2 separate regions of the Homo sapiens genome follow, and region 2 is linked to region 1. Evidence: read pairs that join two places in POLR2A ChIA-PET (ENCODE). Cell type or tissue: PC-9. All regions are shown on one strand. Each heading gives the region's core, and the rest is flanking DNA. Links, peaks and the distances in the headings are about the cores only.

What was found. ChIA-PET counts read pairs that join two places held together with the same protein. Peaks named below come from ENCODE experiments on the same cell type or tissue, not always from the same donor. Only the 100,000 strongest peaks of a DNase experiment are listed, where the experiment ranks them.
Region 2: POLR2A ChIA-PET joins it to region 1 with 16 read pairs; 2 of 35 experiments call an interaction of 5 or more read pairs at or near these places.

Annotation. Positions count from the first base shown.
Region 1 is chr1:231,392,969-231,400,445 of GRCh38, forward strand. The region is part of intron 1 of EGLN1 (egl-9 family hypoxia inducible factor 1); the gene reads right to left. Among named protein-coding and RNA genes, the nearest start is that of EGLN1, 26 kb to the right of the region's middle. RefSeq lists a silencer at 855-1,149. In PC-9, for the core only: no CTCF peak of the experiment used is centred there; DNase peaks (open chromatin) are centred at 2,623 and 2,923; H3K4me3 peaks cover 1,139 bases; H3K27ac peaks cover 2,500 bases.
Region 2 is chr1:232,024,127-232,031,603 of GRCh38, forward strand. It overlaps DISC1 (DISC1 scaffold protein), which reads left to right. Exons shown (of 13, transcript NM_018662.3): 12 at 2,309-2,426. TSNAX-DISC1 (TSNAX-DISC1 readthrough (NMD candidate)) reads left to right here. Exons shown (of 16, transcript NR_028393.1): 15 at 2,309-2,426. It overlaps LOC124904549 (a long non-coding RNA gene), which reads left to right and starts at 2,440. Exons shown (of 2, transcript XR_007066941.1): 1 at 2,440-7,477. In PC-9, for the core only: no CTCF peak of the experiment used is centred there; no DNase peak of the experiment used is centred there.

The DNA of each region.
Region 1 (7,477 bases), core at 1,962-4,461:
AGCCTGGCCAGAAGTTGGTTCAGAAATGGGCAAAGGGCCTAAGCCAATCAGAGGCAACTCCAGGATTTTTGTCAAAGCCCTTGGTAAAGAGCAGCTCTCTTTCTGTATGTATCTCCATGATGTAATGCTGAAACTATTAGGGCCATCTTGTTGTCATATCAGGGAGCTTACAAGAGAATAACTAATATAGAAAAGAAAAGCTGAGAGATCAAGTTTTGATAATATTGTTTGAGCCCTTGGTTCCAACTCTGCCAGTCAATCAGCAGACCCATAGGTAAGGACCAATACATTTTGTTCTGGTTTGCTTAAGCTCATTTGAAAGATTTTTGTTTTGTTTCGGTTATTTGCATCTGAGAAGCTCTATAACACGTCAGGTATCAATCAAGAGCCAGAAGCTGGTGACCTAAAATATAGTAGAGCTTAGAAGGGCATGGATTTGGAATCGGAGAGATCTAGTTCCTAATCTTGTTTCTAACAATTACTAGCTGCGTGGCCCTGGGCATGTGTCTAATCCTACTTCTTCATCTGTAAAATGGCTTAATACCTGCCTCAAAGGGTTGATGAGAGGATAAATGACAATATAAACTGCTCAGTCTTCTTCATAACAATGAACAATCAATAGAGGCTATTATTATATCACTGAATCCCAAGCTGATCTTTGTATCTGACCTCTTATATTCCATGTCCCTGTTTCCAGTGGTATAAACAGCCATCTTTACCTACATACTCTCCTATCCAACCTCAAATTCAACATTTCCAAATCTCATCCTGCCTCCATGCTTCCTCATCACACCCTCTGCCTTTCCCTTTCAGAAAAAAAAATGCTCACTGGAGGCCAATTTATCATCAATTATTAACTATGTTCCCAGTAGGTTTTAATATCAGAACAGTAGGAGTCATCCTAGACTGAAACTTCTTTCCTGTTATCTAATCAGTCACAAAGCCCTGTTAAATATCTGCAGCCTGACAGGAAAGAATTTTCCTCTCCCTGTGGATAAAAACAAGGGCAGGATTCTTCCAACTTCAGGATATGTAGCCTTTTCATTGGCTTGCAAGGAGAACTCCAATCCTTCTACTCCTTTTTCTCATCTCATCCTCCTTGTGGCTTCATTTCTTTTCATATTCAGGATAGATTTTTGCTAGCTTATTTTTTCATTAACCTCAAGCTGCAAATCAACAAACGTAGACTAATCCAATTTATTGCAGTTCCCACACCCAAGCTACTAGCACCACTGGAAAAAGTTATAATTATGCAGATTGACACCACTAAAAGTTGTCTCTGACCTCACCTGGACCTTCAGAACTCCTTGGCAATTTCTGTATTTCTGGTCAGGTTTGTTGATGTTCCTCAAAATGGTTATTTCAAATCTCCATTGCTCACCTCTCTCAGCCATTATTTTAGTCCCAATTTTCCTTTTTTTTTTTTTTGAGACGGAGTCTCGCTCTGTTGCCCAGGTTGGAGTGCAGTGGCGCAATCTCGGCTCACTGCAAGCTCCACCTCCCAGGTTCACGCCATTCTCCTGCCTCAGCCTCCCGAGTAGCTGGGACTACAGGCGCCCGCCACCACGCCCGACTAATTTTTTTTTTTTTTTTTGTATTTTTAGTAGAGACGGGGTTTCACCGTGTTAGCCAGGATGGTCTCGATTTCCTGACCTCATAATCCACCTGCCTCAGCCTCCCCAAGTGCTGGGATTACATGCATAAGCCACCACGCCTGGCCAGTCCCAATTTTCTTATTCACTAGATGGAGATATTTTCTATGTACTTACCTGAGATAATTAAGGCAAACAAGCAAAAACTTCCTCAACTTTTCACCCCCAGATTTCTAAATTTATCTAAATAAATAACCCTTGTCATCTCATTTCCCTCAATCAGAATGGCTAGGATGCGGGAAAGTACACAATATAGTGATGGAATAAATAAAAGGAAGAGACATTCTTTCTCCTATATAAGGCCAATCCTGCCTCCTATAGTGCCTCTGAAATTTTAATATGCATACAAATCACCTAGGGATAGTGTTAAAATGCATATTCTGATTCAGGAGGTCTGGAGTGGGGAATAACGTTCTTCATGTCTTCCAACAAACCAGTGTTGGTTTGGGAGCAATATTTAGAGAAAACAGATTCCATCCTTTCTCACCTCCTCAGAGATCTTTTACTCTAAGTCAACATTTGTTGCTTCTTTATCAGCTGCTCCCTCCCCCAACATACAACATATCTGTCTCTTTTATTTTAAAATAAATGCTCCTTTGTTCCTCTTTTAGCTACCGCCCAATCATCTAGGCTCTCTTTGGCTCCACAGACAAGTTTCTATGAAGAAGTCCTATGTCAACGGTTCCAAACTTTCTTGGCTCAAAGAATCTTTAGTGTCTCAGTGATCTTGCAGGGTAAACCTCGGCCAAAAGAAGTATCTAACAACTGTAGTTGCCTCCGTTAAGCAGTAAGAGCCAAACCACTTAGTAAGTATTTTAAGTTCTAAAAACTGGATGCCTGTTGGGCACTGCATACTTTTCAAACTCTGGACTCAGATTGAACACTGACAGCCTCATTTCCTGTTCCACACTGATTTTCAGGCAGTACTTGCTTTTTATCAGAGCAAGCACTGAAAATCCAGCTTCCCAAAGGTATGACATCACTGAAAGGAATGCAGTGATCTAATACAGCAATCTAATGACGCCAGTGTATTTCCCTTGAAATTTAAAAATATTCCATGGCACCCTTGCAAGTTAGCTACAGTGCTCTGGGATACATCGATGAACAATTTGGGATACTGAGTTCAGGTGGCTGTCAGAACGGCAGCATCCCCATTGCTTGGGAGGTTGTTGGAAATGTAGAATCTGGGCATCCATGCCAGACCTACTGATTCAGAATCTCCACTTTAACAAGATCTCCAAGTGATCTCCCAGTGACTCATAGACACATTAATGTAGACCAGAAGTGCTGGTCTAAGGTCCCTGCTTACGTTTTCTCACATACCACTCACACCCAACGCACCGCTTTCTGACTTTGCTCCCACAACTCCAGTGAAATTACCCCAGGAAAAGTCCCAAATTACCCCACTCCTTTAAAAAGAAAAAAAAAAAAGGCAATAAATGTCTTTTAGTTCCAATCCTAATTAACCCTCTCTATAGTGTTTGGTACTATTCATCTTCTTGAACCTCTATTATTTCTTGGTCTCTAAAACACCCCCGTCTTCTGGTTTTCTTCCTTTTCTTTCAATACACATCCCCACCCCCTTCCTCTACTGACCCAGGCAGTTTTTGTTTTTTCCTCACTGGCTTCTTTTTTTTTTTTTCTTTTTTGAGATTGGGGAGTCTCGCTCTGTTGCCAGGCTGGAATGCAGTGGCAGGATCTCGGCTCACTGCAACCTCTGCCTCCTAGGTTCAAGCGATTCTCCTGCCTCAGCCTCCCAAGCAGCTGGGACCACAGGCACGCGCCACCAAGCCCAGCTAATTTTTGTACTTTTAGTAGAGACGGGGTTTCACCATGTTGGCCAGGATGGTCTCGATCTTTTGGCCTTGAGATCCACCTCCCTCAGCCTCCCAAAGTGCTGGGATTACAGGTGTGAGCCACCGAGCCCGGCCCCTCATTGGCTTCTGTCATGAGCAAATACCCTTGCTATAGACAACTTTTCCTCTGGAGAATTACATTCAATCTCATGCCCACCCCAGTAAGTCGAGGTTGCTCTCCAGAGCCTTAAGTCATATAAAACCAATTTCCATCTGGATGTCCACAAGCAAAGCAAACTTAACAGTTCCAAAGCAATTTATTTGTCTGTCTTCCCTGGCCTTCACATTACTCTTCTTCATGTATTATTTCCTTTACTGAGTGGCATCCTTGTTCAACCAGTCTCCCTACGGAAACTTAGAACTATCATCCTTGACTCATCCTTCTCCATTTCCCTTGCCCTACACAATCAATCAAATCAAACCTTCTTGCTATGTCTCTAATCTGTATAACTCTCTCTACCTCCAATACCTACATCTTAAAAGAAGCTCTTATCTTTTGCTTCAATTCCTGTTAACAGTCTTCTTATCTATCTCCCTCCCTCCAGAATTGCCATGCCCTTCTCCAAACTATTCTCCACACTCCATTCAAGTTAGTTTTCTAAAATTAAAATCTGATGTCACTGCCCTCCTCTAAATCCTTCCATAGCTCCCAATGCCTAGCAGTGCTTCTCAAGCTTATCCAACAAATGGCAGAAGAGTTTGTAGTTACAGATCTAAGAGGTTCGCTACAAACAAGACATTTCTTGCAAGGCTGTTTCATTTTAAATAGTCATCTTGATTTTATATTCTATTCCTTGGGTGGCCACTTATGTTATTAAAAGAATGTTTTAAATCAATATAAATCAAACTACTTAACTTTTTCTCCACAATAACTGAGTAAAATTACGTTCAAGGAAGACACACTGGTTACCTGTGGCTTCAAATATCCCTTGGCACAATGCCACTAGACCAGGGATTGACAAACTATAGCCTGCAGGCCAAATATGGCCTACCACTGATTTTTGTAAATAAAATTTTACTGGAACACAGTCAAGCTCAATCTACTGTCTATGGCTACTTTCAAATTACAATAGCAGAGTTGAGTAGTTGCAACAGAGACCATGTAGCCCACAGCCTAAAATATTTATGATCTGGCCCTTTGGGAGTCACCTGACCCCTGCATCAAAACATGAGGATTGTTAAGGCTAGAACTGTGTTTTGTCTTTATGTCTTCAGCACAGTTCTACAGAAGGTATTCAAAAATATTTAACTTAATAAATTAGAATGTTGCAAGAAGATCTCCAAGGGCACATAAGGAAAGTGTCCACAAAGCTGATACAGAATGCACCTAAACCCTAAGGAGAAATATACAGGGGCCAAATAGAAATGTTCCTTCATCAGTCAGTGAAATCTGAAAGGCTGAGATAAGACAGATGAAATGGAATACTACTACACAGAGGTCAAAGCAGGTTCTGAAGAAACTGATAAGCCCATCAGACCTAAAGCTACCTCCCCAAAGAACCACAGTATATAGGACTGTATTGATAACACATGCACCTAGTAGCATCTAAGAAAGAGTCAGGAACTACTATTCAGGGCAAATGCTATGAGAATTATTTCTGGAATCTTTGTAATTGCATAATTTGTACTTCTCCAAATGATGAGAACCAAAACACTTAAAACCGAAATATTTTAGATGACAGTAGGAAAATAGGGAGCTAAAAGTTCATTCTACCTTGCAGTCAATATCTCAAAAAGATAATTAGTTCAAGAAATACTAGAAGGAATGGTAATTTAAAAGGAAAGAAAGAAAGAAAGGTAGGAAGGGAAGGGTCAGCAAACTATGGCCTGTGGGCCAAGTCTAGTCCAACATCTTTTTCTTTTTTTTAAAGAGATGGGGGTCACATTATGTTGTCCAGGCTGGCTTTGAACTCCTGGGATAAAGCAATTCTTCTGCCTCAGCCTCCCAAGTAGCTGGGACTATAGGTGCATACCACCATGCCCAGACCACCACCCATTTTTGTAAATAAAGTTTTATTGGAACACAGTCACACTTACGTGGTCACGTATTTCTATGGCTGCTTTCCTGTTACAACAGCAGAGTTAAACAGTTGCAACAAGGACGGCAAGGCTCACAAAGCCCAAACTATCTACTATTTGACTCTTTGGGGTAAAGAATCTCCTAATATCCACTCTGGGAAGATGGATCTGATAAGAGAGAAAGATGAATGTAAAGAACAGATTGGGGAAAACAAAGAATAATGGAGGTAGGGAGATGACATTCACGGCTACTGGGGGAAAAAATACACACACGATAAAGTGAGGGTTTAACTATAGTAGTGAGAACTGAAGCAAAAGATGGATATTTGAGCCTTGGTGTGAGAACGCAGAGAGGAACCAGAAACAGACTCAAAGACAATGAATGAATCAATTCAATGCTAAGGTACCATGCCTAAAAGGAGATCAAGAACATGAGTAAAAATATGGAACACATGATAAACAGCAGGTTTCAGAAGGAAGATAATAGGGTAGGATTAGTCTGATATTAAGTGTGAAAACTCTAAAATGCCAATAAGACATACAGAAAACATTTAATGGCAGTTTGAAATACACCTTAACAGTGCAAGAAGGAAATCTAACTAGAGAAATAGAGTTAGGCATCAACAGTTCAGTGACGGTATCTGAAGATACAGAAGTGGATGAGATCAATAAGCTAGAAAAGACAGCAGGAGCAGCAGATCCCATTACTCAGCAACTACAGTGTTTCAGACCCTATACTGGGCACTTTATATTATCTCTAATCCTCCCAACAATCCTGCTATAAAGGAATTACCCCTATTTTACAGATTAGAAATCTAAGTTTGGAAAGGATTGAGGAAATTTAAAATTCCAAGGTCATACAGCTAATATGTGGCAGGGGTAGAATTCAAACCCCAGTCTACCTGACAGGCCTATAATCCTTATTACATATAGAGAAGAATGTTGACACCAAAACCAGAGAGAAATACTATTTATAGTTAGTGAGAAGAAAGGAAACCAGCAAAGAAGGAATGGTTCAAGAGATCACAGAAAGCCATGGCAGTACAGTATCATGTAAGCCAACAGAGGAGAATAAAGCCAACAGGGGAGAGGCGAGTAGAAGCAGGTGGTAATTTTAATGGCTATGTGCCAGGTACAGTGCTTTACATATATTAGCTCATTTACTTCTCTCAATAATCATGACATAAGTACTATTACTATCCCATGAAATAAATATGAGAAGGCAGATAACTTGCTAGCATCATACAACCAGCCAATGGCAGAGCTGGGTTTTAAATCTAGGCAACCCCCCTTTGCATCCTACATTCTTGACCAATATATACCACGCTACCTGTGGGCACTACGAAATGGTTAAGGAGAAAAACACAGGAGAGGGAAAAGGGCAGACCCTTTTACAAGGGGAATAACAACTTTCAAAAGTTTAGTTTTAGAACATCACTTGAAGGCACATGTCATAAAGAAGTTAACAAACAAGCAACTATCACATAAAGACAGATAGTATCATCTACTTTTAGAAGCCTTGGGGAAAAAGGTAAGAGAATATTAATCTATAGGGTTAAAACTATCAAGAAAATATAAACCAATTTGGGGTATTAGAAGGCCTTTTTGCTTTGCAAGCTTATAGGTTGTGAGAGGTGTATATAAGACTTAATAAATGTCCTTTGGGTATCTGAGATATAGGATGTAACTTTTTAGTATCCTTTAACAATGGAGAGTATGCCCTACACAAGAATTCTCAGACCCAAATGTGAATTAGAATCTCCAGGAAATTGTCTTTAAATTTTTTATTTTCGTGGGAAAATAGTAGGTATATATATATTTTCTCCATGGAATTTTAAGGAGCTATGAGTCTTCACCTCAGATTCAGAATCTCTGATTCAGAAGATCTGTAGTGGGGCCCTGGCATTAATGTGATCTTGATCCAAAACTTATATACTTACAGAAACTATG
Region 2 (7,477 bases), core at 1,618-4,117, 630 kb after region 1:
CAATTTTGAGTAAACCTTCAAGGGTGCTTCACACTAAAGTTCCTTTAATTGTGTCCATATGTCCCCACAATTGTATGTTATTGCCACTAGATTTCTTTTCTATATACACTTACTTGCAGTAAATGCGTATAGTCATTCTGTAGCTTGTAGCTCATTCTTCAGTATACTAGACTTCTCCAATATTTACAAGTTATTTGCAGTTCCCATTAGCACTATTTTATTCTAAGGTAGTTGGCCATTGGCATGTAAATTTTAAAGCTAATATAGCAAAAATCAAATTATATACTTGGATTTAATTGTTATTTGTGGAATCTGATTATAATATTATATAATGCATAATCTCCAGACTTTTTAACAGTGACTATTACCGCACCTGGGCATTTTGTTGTTATTGTTGGGTATTCATTGTATCTTTTGTAGTAAACTTGTAGTTTAAGATGAATACGTATCTTAATAGTTTCCCTTATGCAATTTTTTTTTTTTTGAGACAGCGTCTTGCTCTGTTGTCCAGGCTGGAGTGCAGTGGCATGATCTCAGATCACTGCAATCTCCGCCTCCCGGGTTCAAGCGATTCTTCTGCCTCAGCCTCCTGAGTGGCTGGGATTACAGGCGCCCACCACCACGCCCAGCTAATTTTTGTATTTTTTTAGAGAGGGGGTTTAACCATGTTGGCCAGGCTGGTCTTGAACTCCTGACCTCATGATCCACCCGCCTCAGCCTCCCAAAGTGCTGGGATTACAGCTGCGAGCCACTGCGTCTGGTCTGCAAAAATTTTTTAGTGTATCTTCTAAGCTTTTCACTCTTAGTTAAGGAAATATTATCTTTACATTTAAGTTTTAATTCTGAGCTCATTTCTTGCTTCTCCCCCTGCTTTATTCTAAGAATCTCTATCTTCTGTTCTCATTTTCTTAACCTTGTTTATTGTTTTCCTTTACAAGTCTGTGGCCTTCTACATGCCCAGCATTCAACTTTGGGCCCTGGGATGAATGACTAACCCATGGCCCTTACCTCACTTGAGTGGACACAGAACTTATCAGAATGGTTGCACTACAAGGTGAAATTATTATTTGGGGCCTTTGAAGGAAAGGCTGGGTTTCAGAGAAGAGTGGGGAAGAATGCATGGGCAAAAAGAACAGCATGAGAGAGGGCAACGGGGTTAGTCCTATTGGCAAAGCTTAGCTTGCCTTTAGGAGAGTTGAGGGGATACAGCTGAACCATGGGCTTTGTGCGAGGTCCTATGAAGACAGAGTTTAGACTCTGCTCTGTGGTGGTTTCGTGCAGGAAAGTGACATAAAGAAGGCCCTTTTCTGGCTCATAGAAATAAGTTTGAAGGGAAAAAGTGAGAGAAGGAAGGAGCTCTAAGACTTAATTGTTCATTCATCAAATCGATCAATACTACGTGCCTGTCATGTGCCAGATACTATGCCAGGGGCTCTAGGGATAGCAGCAAAAAGACATCATCATCCTGCTCTTTTTTTTTTTTTTTTTGAGACGGAGTCTCGCTCTGTCGCCCAGGCTGGAGTGCAGTGGTGCAATCTCGGCTCACTGCAAGCTCCGCCTCCTGGGTTCACGCCATTCTCCTGCCTCAGCCTCCCAAGTAGCTGGGACTACAGGCGCCCGCCACTACGCCCGGCTAATTTTTTGTATTCTTAGTAAAGACAGGGTTTCACCGTGTTAGCCAGGATGGTCTTGATCTCCTGACCTCGTGATCCGCCCGCTTCGGCCTCCCAAAGTGCTGCATCATCCTGCTCTTATGCGGCTTAAGCTCCCATGTATGGTGGTGGTAGCGGCGGCTCTATATGCAGTATACACCTCATGGCACTTAAATTCTAGCATTCAGGGACTGTGGTCAGTGTGTAAACAAATGTTCAGTGCCCTAGTCAATTCCTGTGTCCTTAAAGGAATATTCCCTTTGTCCTTACAGGTTAGCCCAGTTGCTCCTGTGACCCCTCTCCCCACTTTTTTTAGAATCCCTATTAAATTTTGAATTTGCCCATTGATACAGCTGGAAGATTCAGGGTTTCTGTTTGATAAATCCACTTCGGGACTTGACATACTGGAAGCAGCACTTTGAAATGACCAGACAAGGGAGGTGGCCTGTGGAACTGCATAGACAAAGCTCATTCTTTGGTCATAACTTGAAATCAGTTCACAACTTCTCAAGTTTGATACCCAGGGGAGACACAGGCCCTAGCACAATTCTGACTGAGGTGCAGAAACTGGGAGAGCTCTTTCCAGGAAGCTTCCCTTTGTGTTCTGTCTGTGTCCACGGCACTAACAAGTGATCTTGTTTTCCCCCTCTCGCCAGGAATCTTACATCCTTTCTGCAGAACTTGGAGAAAAGTGTGAAGACATAGGCAAGAAGCTATTGTACTTGGAAGATCAACTTCACACAGCAATCCACAGTCATGATGAAGATCTCATTCATATCCTTTTCATCTTGCAGATGAAGCAAGGCAAAGTTATTTTATAAAAGAGAGTCTTTAAAGGGTAGTTTTTCATGCCTCAGAAGATGGCAACAAATAGATGCTGCCGTTATTTATAGCACAGAGCACCTCAGATCTCTGAGATTATCAGGTATGAAATGTTTTCGCTCTAGTTTTCAGTAAGCAATTCAGTATTTTTTTTCTTTTTTCTTTTTTTTTTTTTTTTTTTTTTGATGCCTTGGCTGGAGTGCAATGGTGTGATCTCAGCTCACTGCAGCCTCCACCTCCTGGGTTCAAACGGTTCTCCTGCCTCAGCCTCCTGAGTAGCTGGGATTACAGGTGCCCGCCAGCACGCCCAGCTAATTTTTTTGTATTTTTAGTAGAGAGAGGGTTTTGCCATGTTTGCCAGGCTGGTCTAGAACTCCTGACCTCAAGTGATCCGCCCGCCTTGGCCTCCCAAAGTGCTGGGATTACAGGCTTGGGCCACCGCATCCGGCCGCAATTCAGTATTTTTAATTGCTAAATCCAACCACTAACAATTAAGTTCAGACATGCACACGAGGAAGCCAAAGAAAATGCAGTTTCAAGTGAGTGTAAATCCAGCTCTGTGTGGCCCTGGTGAAGGAAAACAGTTGACTGGCTCGTTTTCCTACGAGCTTTTTCAATACCAAGCGTCCTAAATCCACCTCTGAATTTCTTTATCTAGCAACTCTACCTAGTAATGGGCAGTACAGTAACAAAGCAAACAGGACTTTAGATTATTTCCTTTCAACTTCTAACCATATACACATGGTTGAACTCAATTTAGTCCTTTCTGCTTCCCGGTGATAGAATTTCTTGCACCAGACTTAATATCCTTGGTGTCACACCTACAAACACCTTCATCAAAACTAGCTGCTAGTGAGCAAGATGGCCTGAGAACATACTGGCTTAGGTATGCATCCGTATGAAGCACTCCATTCTGTGTTGATCTGTGGACGCAGTTTGTCACTGGTTAGTTCTGCTGAGAGCAAATGGGTGGGTACCCAGTGGATGAAGGGATATGCAGCCCTATATCCTTTCAGTTATTTAATCACAAGTTGACACTTCTCTAGCTAAAAACACTTCCCTATTCATTCATCTTTCTATTCAGTAGAATGTCTTTTATTAGATGCGTTTGTGGCAAATTTAGCTATTTTGGTCTTTGCTTGTCATTGCTGTCTTACTTTTTAGAATTCCAGTTTTTACCATACTTTATGGGCTGTGTGTGTGTGTGTGTGTGTGTGTGTGTGTGTGTGTATAAGTAGCTTTGAATGGCCAAGGATTAATCTTAGTCATAAATACTCAGATCTGTGATTTAATGATAGAGCCAATGCTACACTTCCTTCCTTGTTATAACTTTACATTTTTGACCTTGTTTATTAAGCTGGGCAGAAAATTTCTTCAACTTAATCTGCAATGATTTTCACATTGCTTTAGGTAGATTTTGAAAAGCAGATATTCTGTTCTTCATAATTTCCTGCCTCTTAAAAATCTTGTATTTAAGCTATTATCAGAAAGTTTCCCAAAGAAGCATACAAACATAGAATAAGGATGGCGTTTTTATTTATTCCATGTTCATGGGATCACAAATCTTTGAGCACGTGTAAGGGGGTATGGCTTCCAGCAAATGGGCAGGTGATGGGGCACAGAGGAGGAGTCCGCTGCAGAGAGTCAATGGATATGAAGGGGTTCCCGTTCCCCAGCTCAGCAGATGGGCAGTTCCTAAGTGGGTTGTACCTCTGTCTTCAGGTAGCAGTTCTGAGGGCTGCAGTCAGGGTTCTGTACTGGTCTCTTATTGTGAAATTTTCTAAAAGGTTAGTTTGATTCTGGGGAATTGGATCTTATTTTTACTAGAGCTGGGGAGGCAGCTCTAGTAAAGACCCCTGAAAAACAAGGGGTTAAGCAGTATTTAAACAAGATCCTTTTAGTTTTTCCACAGCTGATCCAAGCCAGATTTAATAGCAGCGGGATCATGGACAAGTGATAATGCCTCTTTAAGCATTAGGGTTCCCATCTGTAATGTCAGGATAACATACACCTCTAAGGTTTTTATGGGGGTTAAATAAGGCTATATTCATAATGTACATTTAATATAGCCATGGGTAAGTGCATGATTTTAGGTAGAAAAGTGTTATCCAAGTCCATTTGTCTCACAGTTCTTAGTATATTAGTCACAAGCTCCAAGAACATCCCATTTATACACAAAAAGTTTCAAGGTAGATTGATTCAACTATTTTGTAATAAATGCTTGAAGGAATCAATCAGTAACTCCACAGTGGCTTAGATGAAAAGTCATTTAATTATAATAAAACTTCTATAAATGGATAGGGATTATTATCCCTACTTGACAGTCGAAAAAAACAAGGCTTGGGAACAACTTGGCTGACACAAGGTCATTTCTGATGAGTAGCAGAACTTTTCAGCCACAAGCCCCATGGTCCTATTAGGCCCATCAGAAAGCAGCCATTGCCTATAAGTAAATGGACAGGTCTGTTCCATGGAACACACAATTACTTTAAATTTTTAAGCTATAATAAAAGTATTTCACTGATGTTATGTTTTTTGAGAATTTCACTGATCTCTGTTGTGATAAGCGGAGAAGCACTGGTTTAGGTACTGAAGTCAGCTCTCTCCCTCCCTCCAATAAAATCTACACCACGATATGGATTTCAACCCAGACTTTTCTTCGAATCCCAGTCTTCTGTCACTGATTGAGAATAAATACACAGAAGGTGTCTTTGAATTCATACAAAGCAGCACTTAAATTTGAGTGGAACATTATGCCCTAAGATAGAAAGACATGTTTACAAGGCTCTACGGAGGCTCCCCTACACAAACCAAAGCCGTTGTTTCAAATTAGAGCTTATCTAGAGATTCAGAGAGGCTGCCAGAATCCTCCAGCCAAACTCTGACTGGTTTGTATTTCCATGTTTGATCAAAGATACAATGCTGAGTGTGGCTGAAAGAAACAGCTTGTTGTCAACAATACAGAAGGATTGCACAGTGAGTGCAGTGTTTTGTTTGATTCCATTAAGCATGCTGCCAGAGCCTACTGTGCATGTGAGGTACCCAATTAATCTAAGTCCACATTGGAATGTGATTAATGTAAGCCCACATTGGACGTCCACGTCTGAAAGATTCAAGCCACAGATGCTACCATGGATGTTTATTCTTTGTGTGGAAAACACTCAGTTTTTGCATAAACCATGTGTGTACATAAGGGCTATTAGTGTGGCATCAACAGAGGTTAGGGGTGGGCAGTGGGACTGAGTTTCCAAATAGGTCCTTGTGGCCTCCTGATTTAATATCCGAGTTATGGGCAGCCTCATGGGTGTCTCCTACTTTTATTAAGAAGACACTGATTGACCAATCCAAGGAGGGAGAGGAAAGAGCCTTTGCCTCTTCATCGTCCTGACAGGCTCACCAAATTACATGTAGCATGACCAAAGAACAACACAAACCCATCAGCTACTGTGGCAGCGAGTGTCTGAAAACAGTCTGCACCATTAATTGGGAGAGCTGGTGGTGGAGAGGTGGCTCACGCCTAGTGCCTGAGAAGGGGACAGGAGGTGTGACTTCACGGCCAGTCAAGTCGGGACTTCCAGGAGCATTAGTGTGAGTCTCTAGTGCATTTTCACAGTCATCTGGGGTCCTAATTAGCAGTATGTTTTGAAAAACATTTTGACTGTGTGCAAGGTCTCCTCCACGCTCAAAATATTGTAACCAAAAGCCTTCCAAATTAAGGTGGATTTTTAAGCAGGAATTTTCTCATTTTCTTCCTCCTTCAATTTCTACAACACACTTTCAAAGGAAAAGAAGTACACCTGTGATATGTACATTTTTGGCATATTTCAAAGCCCTCAGGGCAGTTCTGCCTGGCCCTCAGTCATAGACGAGGTAGAGACACTCTGATTCTATTTGTGGTTGTATTTACATCCATGTCTGGGAAGCCCTTATGGAATTCTGTTTCTCTGGTTATTTGGAGTGCATGGTGCCCAATTGTTTAGTTTTGGTGGTGCTTGAGGGCATGCTCTAAATACATCCAGGTTTGTGCACAAATACCACAGCTCCGTAGGACCCTTGTTTAGTTCAACTTTCCAAATTTTAGCGTGAACAGACAAAGGTAACGAGAGTTTTGGGAGACTGTCCTGCCTCCTTGGAGATGTTTTCCACTTCTAGAGCTGAGGGGCTGGAAGAGGGATCATGAGGATCATGGAGCTCCACTCATGTAGTTTATAGATAAGAAAATCCAGAGCCTGGCCAGGTGCGGTGGCTTACATCTTAATCCCGGCACTTTGGGAGGCTGAGGTGGATGGATTGTTTGAGACCAGGAGTTTGAGACCAGCCTAGGCAACATGGCAAAACCCTGTCTCTATTAAAAATACAAAAATTAACTGGGCGTGATGGTGCACACCTGTAGTCCCAGCTACTCCAGAGGCGTGAGAATTGCTTGAACCCAGGAGGTGGAGGTCGCAGTGAGCTGAGACTGCACACTACTACACTCCAGCCTGGGCAACAAAGTAAGACACTGCCAAAGAAGGAGGGAGGGAAGGAAGGAAGGAAGGAGGGAGAGAGGAGAGAGAGAGAGAGAACAGGAAGGAAGGAAGGGAGAAAGGAGAGACAGAGAGAGAGGAAGGAAGGAAGGGAGAAAGAGAGAGAGAAAGAGAGGAAGGAAGGAAGGAGAAAGAAAGATAAAGAAAGAAAAAGAAAGAAAAGAGGAAGGAAGGAAGGAGAGAGGGAAGGAGAGAAAAGGAAAGGAAAAGGAAAAGAGGAAAGAAAAGGAAAGGGAAGGGAGAGGGAAAGGAGAAGGGAAAGGAAGAGAAGGGAAGAAGGGAAGGGAGAAGAGACAAGGGAAAGGAGAAGGGAAAAGGGAAAGGAGAAGGGAAGGGAGAAGGGAAGGGAGCAAAAGGGAAGGAAAGAAAGAAAGGAAAGGAAAGGAAAGAAAGAAAAGGAAAGGAAAGAAAGAAAACCCAGAGCCTAAGATGACAGTATCTAAAGCTTTGTGTGTGATGGGCTGGTGCAGATATAGT